Linked DNA regions of Homo sapiens: region 2 is linked to region 1. Evidence: chromatin contacts called from ENCODE Hi-C data. All regions are on one chromosome and are shown on one strand. Each heading gives the region's core, a stretch centred on a gene start or an enhancer-like site at or near the end of the contact. The rest is flanking DNA. Distances are from core to core; before and after follow the strand shown. Region 1 overlaps LPP (LIM domain containing preferred translocation partner in lipoma). Region 2 overlaps LPP (LIM domain containing preferred translocation partner in lipoma).

Evidence for each region. Hi-C counts contacts between places; a loop is a spot of excess contacts on that map. Pooled maps may share reads with other maps.
Region 2: a map of OCI-LY7 shows a loop between it and region 1 (6-fold over the local background). The contact joins two enhancer-like sites. A Hi-C loop is called at or near these places in 2 of 168 maps with a recorded cell type or tissue (B cell and OCI-LY7), 3 of 37 single-sample maps with no recorded cell type and 2 of 50 pooled maps.

Annotation. Positions count from the first base shown.
Region 1 is chr3:188,241,930-188,244,629 of GRCh38, reverse strand. All of the region lies in intron 2 of LPP (LIM domain containing preferred translocation partner in lipoma), which reads right to left. Among named protein-coding and RNA genes, the nearest start is that of FLJ42393, 65 kb to the right of the region's middle. Within about 2 kb of position 1,394, at least 4 of the 41 ENCODE cell types and tissues checked have a DNase peak (open chromatin) inside an H3K27ac peak, as active enhancers do; they include B cell and OCI-LY7, where a contact is called at or near this core.
Region 2 is chr3:188,445,289-188,447,988 of GRCh38, reverse strand. All of the region lies in intron 4 of LPP (LIM domain containing preferred translocation partner in lipoma), which reads right to left. Among named protein-coding and RNA genes, the nearest start is that of LPP-AS1, 120 kb to the left of the region's middle. Within about 2 kb of position 1,273, at least 2 of the 41 ENCODE cell types and tissues checked have a DNase peak (open chromatin) inside an H3K27ac peak, as active enhancers do; they include B cell and OCI-LY7, where a contact is called at or near this core.

The DNA of each region.
Region 1 (2,700 bases), core at 145-2,644:
AGCGTCTAATAGAGAAGAGTGCCACACACAGTGAGAAAGTCCCTAGGGAGTATTCTGACCAAAGTCTTGGTCTTGAAGGAGAGGCATAGTCTTCTAATTGCTTTGATGAATCACAGACCAAACAGTGATTCAGCTCTGAAAGAAACCTTAGAGATGGGCATTCCAAGGTCTCATGGGGTTAGTAGCAGAAGCAGGACTGGAACCCAGAACCCAAGTTGGACCACTAGACTGGTGCCTCTCCCTAAGCCCACTCTGCCTCTTCCATGTCTGTGAATGAGCTTACCACTCCTAGCTATGCAAAACTGCATAGAACCATTTCAGCAAGAGGCTCAGGTAGCATTAAAGAAGTTCCCACCTCAACGATGTCAATTTTTTGTTACTGTTGTCTTGAGGAAGCATGTTTGCTTTTAAACGCTCCCAAATTAAAAGCCATTCTCAGCCTTCCTACAATTGTATGTGCGCTGGGCGCAGTGGCTCACTTCTATAATCCCAGAACTTTGGCAGGCCGAGGCAGGCAGATATCTTAAGGCCAGGAGTTCGAGACCAGCCTGCACAACACGGTGAAACCCCACCTCTACTAAAAATACAAAAATTAGCCGGGCGTGGTGACGGGCACCTGTAAGCTACTCAGGAGGCTGAGGCAGGAGAATCGCTTGAACCCGGGAAGTGGAGGTTGTGGTGAGCAGAGATTGTGCCTCTACTCTCCAGCCTGCGCGACAGAGCGAGACTCTGTCTCAAAAAAATAAAAATTTTAAAAATAAAATAATTAATTAAAAAAAAAGATGTGGACCTGAACTCAGATTAGTGTCAGAGTGAACTTTCTAGTTAGCCTCCTCTTTCCACAGTGAAGAAATTACACCCAGAGAGACTGAGGTTAGTCACCCTGTCCAATCACAGCACCAGTTACACAGCACCTGAACTCAGAAGGGTCTAGCACCTTTTGCTCAGTGCTGCCAGTGTGGTGGTCTATGGCCTCATTCTCATAGCCTGCAAGTGATAGACCCCAGGACAGCAAGAATCATGCCAAAAGGATAACATCAATTAGCCTGTGTATTGTAGAAACAGATCACGAGATTTTAGAACGTAAAGAAAGAGAAAAAGAAACGATTTATTTCGCAGCTTTCCGTGCAAGCTTTTCAAAGGCCCTTCCCAGATCCGGCCTTCTGAGACACCACCCCAAGCCCCCGGAGGTTTGTTCTCTACTTAAATTGCCCCAAACTATGCTGTTTTCCTATCAATACTCAACAGCAAAGATGGAAAAGAATTGCCAATTTCTTGTGAATCCTGAAGATTTCCTTTATGAGTCATGGGAAACTAAAATAACCTGAGGGGTAGGGGGAACGGTAGAAACAGTTTTAAATCGGTTCTCACTAGTTTGTTTTACAGTGTGGTATAACTCCTGAGAACAGAAAAAATCAAGTTTCTAGAGTTGTTGTAAAAATAGGAGTTTTTGTCAGGTTGTGTCAGCTGTCACTGTGGCATTTCTTATTAGTATTTTTCTGTCTTTTTTTTGTTATATTAATTATAGTTTGATCACTGTAAGAGCTATTTTGAATCTATGGGACTTTCCTAACCAGATTGTTTTGGCATTTTAAAGTTACTCACATTCAGGGCCTAAACAATATAGCAAGTATCTTTTCTTCCTCTCTTTTTTATACTCAAATTCTGAACAAAGGAACCATCTGTTCTCTCTCTGAAAACATCAGCCCTTGTTTTCATTTTTCATTAATCATAATGCCTCAAACTTACATAATCTCTTTCTCCAACTTGCTTATTAAAGCATTTTGTAGACATCGCCTCATTCGTCTTCAATATCATCCCCTACAAACTAAGGAGAAAGGGGAAATGTTTGCTAATTTTCACTTAGGTAAGTGATTATCAGATGTTTAATGAATTTTGCATGAATGATGGCATGTTAGCCTCAGAAGGGACCTTGATGATCACCTGGCCCAGTTCTGGCTCTTGCATTTGTAAAATGAAGACCCAGAAAGGAGAAGTGATTTCACATTCTATTTGTGTACCTAACTCTCTACTCCTGACTGTAAGTGGTGAGGGTAAGAACCGTGTCTTTCACAGTTTTGTATCTCCAGTACCTGGTGTGTATTTGTTGAATGGATGAAAATGCTTGCAAATAGTCACACAGGTGGCTATGACAGAGCTGGGGTCAGAGCTCTACTCTCCTGCCTTCCCATTCAATGTGTGTGGTTTTTTTTTCCTTCTTCTTTTCCTTCTCTCTCTCTCTCTCTGTCTCTCTCTTTCTTTTTATAATACAATATAGACCTGAATGCAAGAAGAATCAAGCAGAGACACAACTAAAAAGGTGATGAGGATGGAGAGGATAAAAAGCAGGCTTTTACCTATAAGTTAGAAATAGGTTGAACAAACCCAGTAGAAATCAAGTTTAGCCATTAGCCATGCTAAAAAATAACCCATGTTAAGGCTGAGTGTCTAAAAGCTCTGCATTCCTTATGTGTGCCATATATTTAAGGATTTAGTGGATTCCTTAAACATTACCCAACTGAGGAAATGATCTGTCTTAACGCCAAAGGACAGCATGCCTCCTTAACACCTATTAGCCCAAAAAAAGCACATCATCCACCCTGCGATTTGGCCTCATCACTCACTGTAACTCAAGAGGACATACAGCGTCAGAATCATGAAATCTACCAGCCCAAAGTTTTCCAATGAGCAGAGGTCACT
Region 2 (2,700 bases), core at 24-2,523, 200 kb before region 1:
CCTCCAATCTACTCTTCTATGTGGTTGAGGCTTGGGAATCCACTCTGGCCCCCCAGTACAACAGTAGATAATTTGACACAATCAAATGAGAGTAAATGGTAGTAAACAAAATAGAAATAGCACTGATGGTAAATGAGGAGGCATATGTTCTTGTCCCTACTCTATGGCCATACTGCTATAGAATCCCGGAGAGTCACCTTTTTTTTTTCTTCTAAGATGGAGTCTTGCTGTGTCGCCCAGGCTGGAGTGCAATGGCGCGATCTCGGCTCACTGCAACCTCCACTTCCCGGGTTTTAAGTGATTCTCCTGCATCAGCCTCTGGAGTAGCTGGGATTACATGCCACCATGACAGGTTAATTTTTTTTTTTTTTTTTTTTTTTTGAGGCAGTCTCACTCTGTCGCCCAGGCTGGACTGCTATGGTGTAATCTCTGCTCACTGCAACCTCTGCCTCCTGGATTCAAGTAATTCTCCTGCCTCAGCTTCTTGAGTAGTTGGGATTACAGGCACCTGCCACCATGCCTGACTAATTTTTGTATTTTTAGTAGAGACGGGGTTTCACCATGTTGGGCAGGCTGGTCTCGATCTCCTGACCTCATGATCCTCCCACCTCGGCCTCCCAAAGTGCTGGGATTACAGGCGTGAGCCACCACGCCCAGCCAAGAGTCACTTTTGCTTTGGACCTTATATATGCCCTGTAAAATCAAGTGATTCTCAACCCTGGTTTCACAAAATCATGTGGGAAATTTCTATAAACTACTGATGTGCAGACCCACTGCAAAACAATGAAATCAGAGTCTCTCAAGTTGAAGCCCTGGCATTTGTGTTTTATAAAACTCCCTCCAGGTAAAGCCAGAATTGATTGCATAGATGATCTCTGAGGTTTTTCTCAAGGCTTTCTAAGGTTCTGTATCCAAAGGAATCAGAGTTAGACCACACAGGCCACAAATCACATGTCAGACTTTTTGAAGCCCATACACTTCAAAAAACCTCCTTAATTAAGCCAACTGCTAAAGGAGAGACACCATCTCGTCTCTCACTCGTCCTGTGGTCACCAGCACCTGCTCTTGAGAAAGCAACTACAAAAATGAGAAAAACAGAAGTTCTATAATAGAATCCACATTTCTAGAAAGCTTACAAATGAGGCTTAGAGCTAAAAAGGACATGGAGAAAAGGCAAAAGAAAGCCATGAAAACAATCACGGTCCAATCATTCCCTGGGCAACTCACTCCATTGCCATGTTGAAAACATAGATGTTAGAAACCAAAGGGTTTTTTGAAGAAAGCAGGAGCTGAGTGGGAACTTGGAGAACAACAATGAAAGCAATGCCACAAAGAGAAGCTGACAAGCTCTGGAAGCAGCAAAACATTTTCATCAGTCCGTGAAAAATTAAGGAAATTTGGGGAAATGAGTTTAGAAAAGGAGATTGTTTACAAACAAATAAAAACAAAGAAAAATAAAAACCCACAGAAGCCTTTTGATGGCAATGTAAAACCAGTTACTTCAGAAACTAAAGACAGAGAAGTTAAATGACATACACAGTAACCAACAGGTTACAATGACACTTTTAAAAAGAAAAGGCTGAGATAATCTATGGTCAATTTCATGATGTTTTGACCTTGAGGGCCTGACTGGCACGGCGTCTGGAGAGTGGCAGAAAGAGACACATTTCAGAAAAACTGAAAGTCAAACACCACCTGCTACTTTCACTAGTTCTTCTAGGCCGTGTGAGATTGGAGTGGCAAAATGAAGCTGGGCTCTCATGCTCACTTAAAATGATGGACAACACCAGTGTGTTTATTAAAGAGAGCTGTTTCTAGTCATTTAAGTGGTGTCCCACAAGCCGTAATCAACCAAGCATTGTGGACAAGACTCTCCTGAAATTATTATGCATAGAACACATGTGGCAAGACCGCTGCCTTCAAGCAGACTATGAGAAGGCTCTTACTGAAAAAGAAAAACAGTGGGTGCAAAACTGGCAGAAAACTTCCCCTCCCTGTTAAATGGCATACGGAAGAAACAAATAAAATAATTTATTCTAAGAAGAGAGACCTTAAAAATGATAAAACTGATAGGAAACCATTACATCTATCCTGTATCACAAAAAATGGCCAGGAATTCTTTATCTCATTACCTTGCTGCATATGTTGGAGATGTGTGTGTCTCTGTGTGCCTGTGACTTTCACAGCTTGAGCTATTATATATTTATTTGTTTATAATCTATCAGGAGAGCAAATACTTTGGTCATTGCTTATTCCTGGTCCTAAAACAGTGCCTGGCACATCATGAGTTCCAAACATTGCCTGAATAAATGAATGAATGAATCAATGTCTTTTTTACTTTTTTTTTTTAAATTATACTTTAAGTTCTGGGATACATGTGCAGAACGTGCAGGTTTGTTACATAGGTATACATATGCCACGGTGGTTTGCTGCATCCGTCAACCTGTCATCTACATTAGGTATTTCTCCTAATGCTATCCCTCCCTAGTCTCCCACTGCCCAACAGGCCCCGGTGTGTGATGTTACCCTCCCTGTGTCCATGTGTTCTCATTCTTCAACTCCCAATTATGAGTGAGAACATACGGTGTTTGGTTTTCTGTTCCTGTGTCAGTTTGCTGAGAATGATGGTTTCCAGCTTCATCCATGTCCCTGCAAAGGACATGAACTCATCCTTTTTTATGGCTGCATAGTATTCCATGG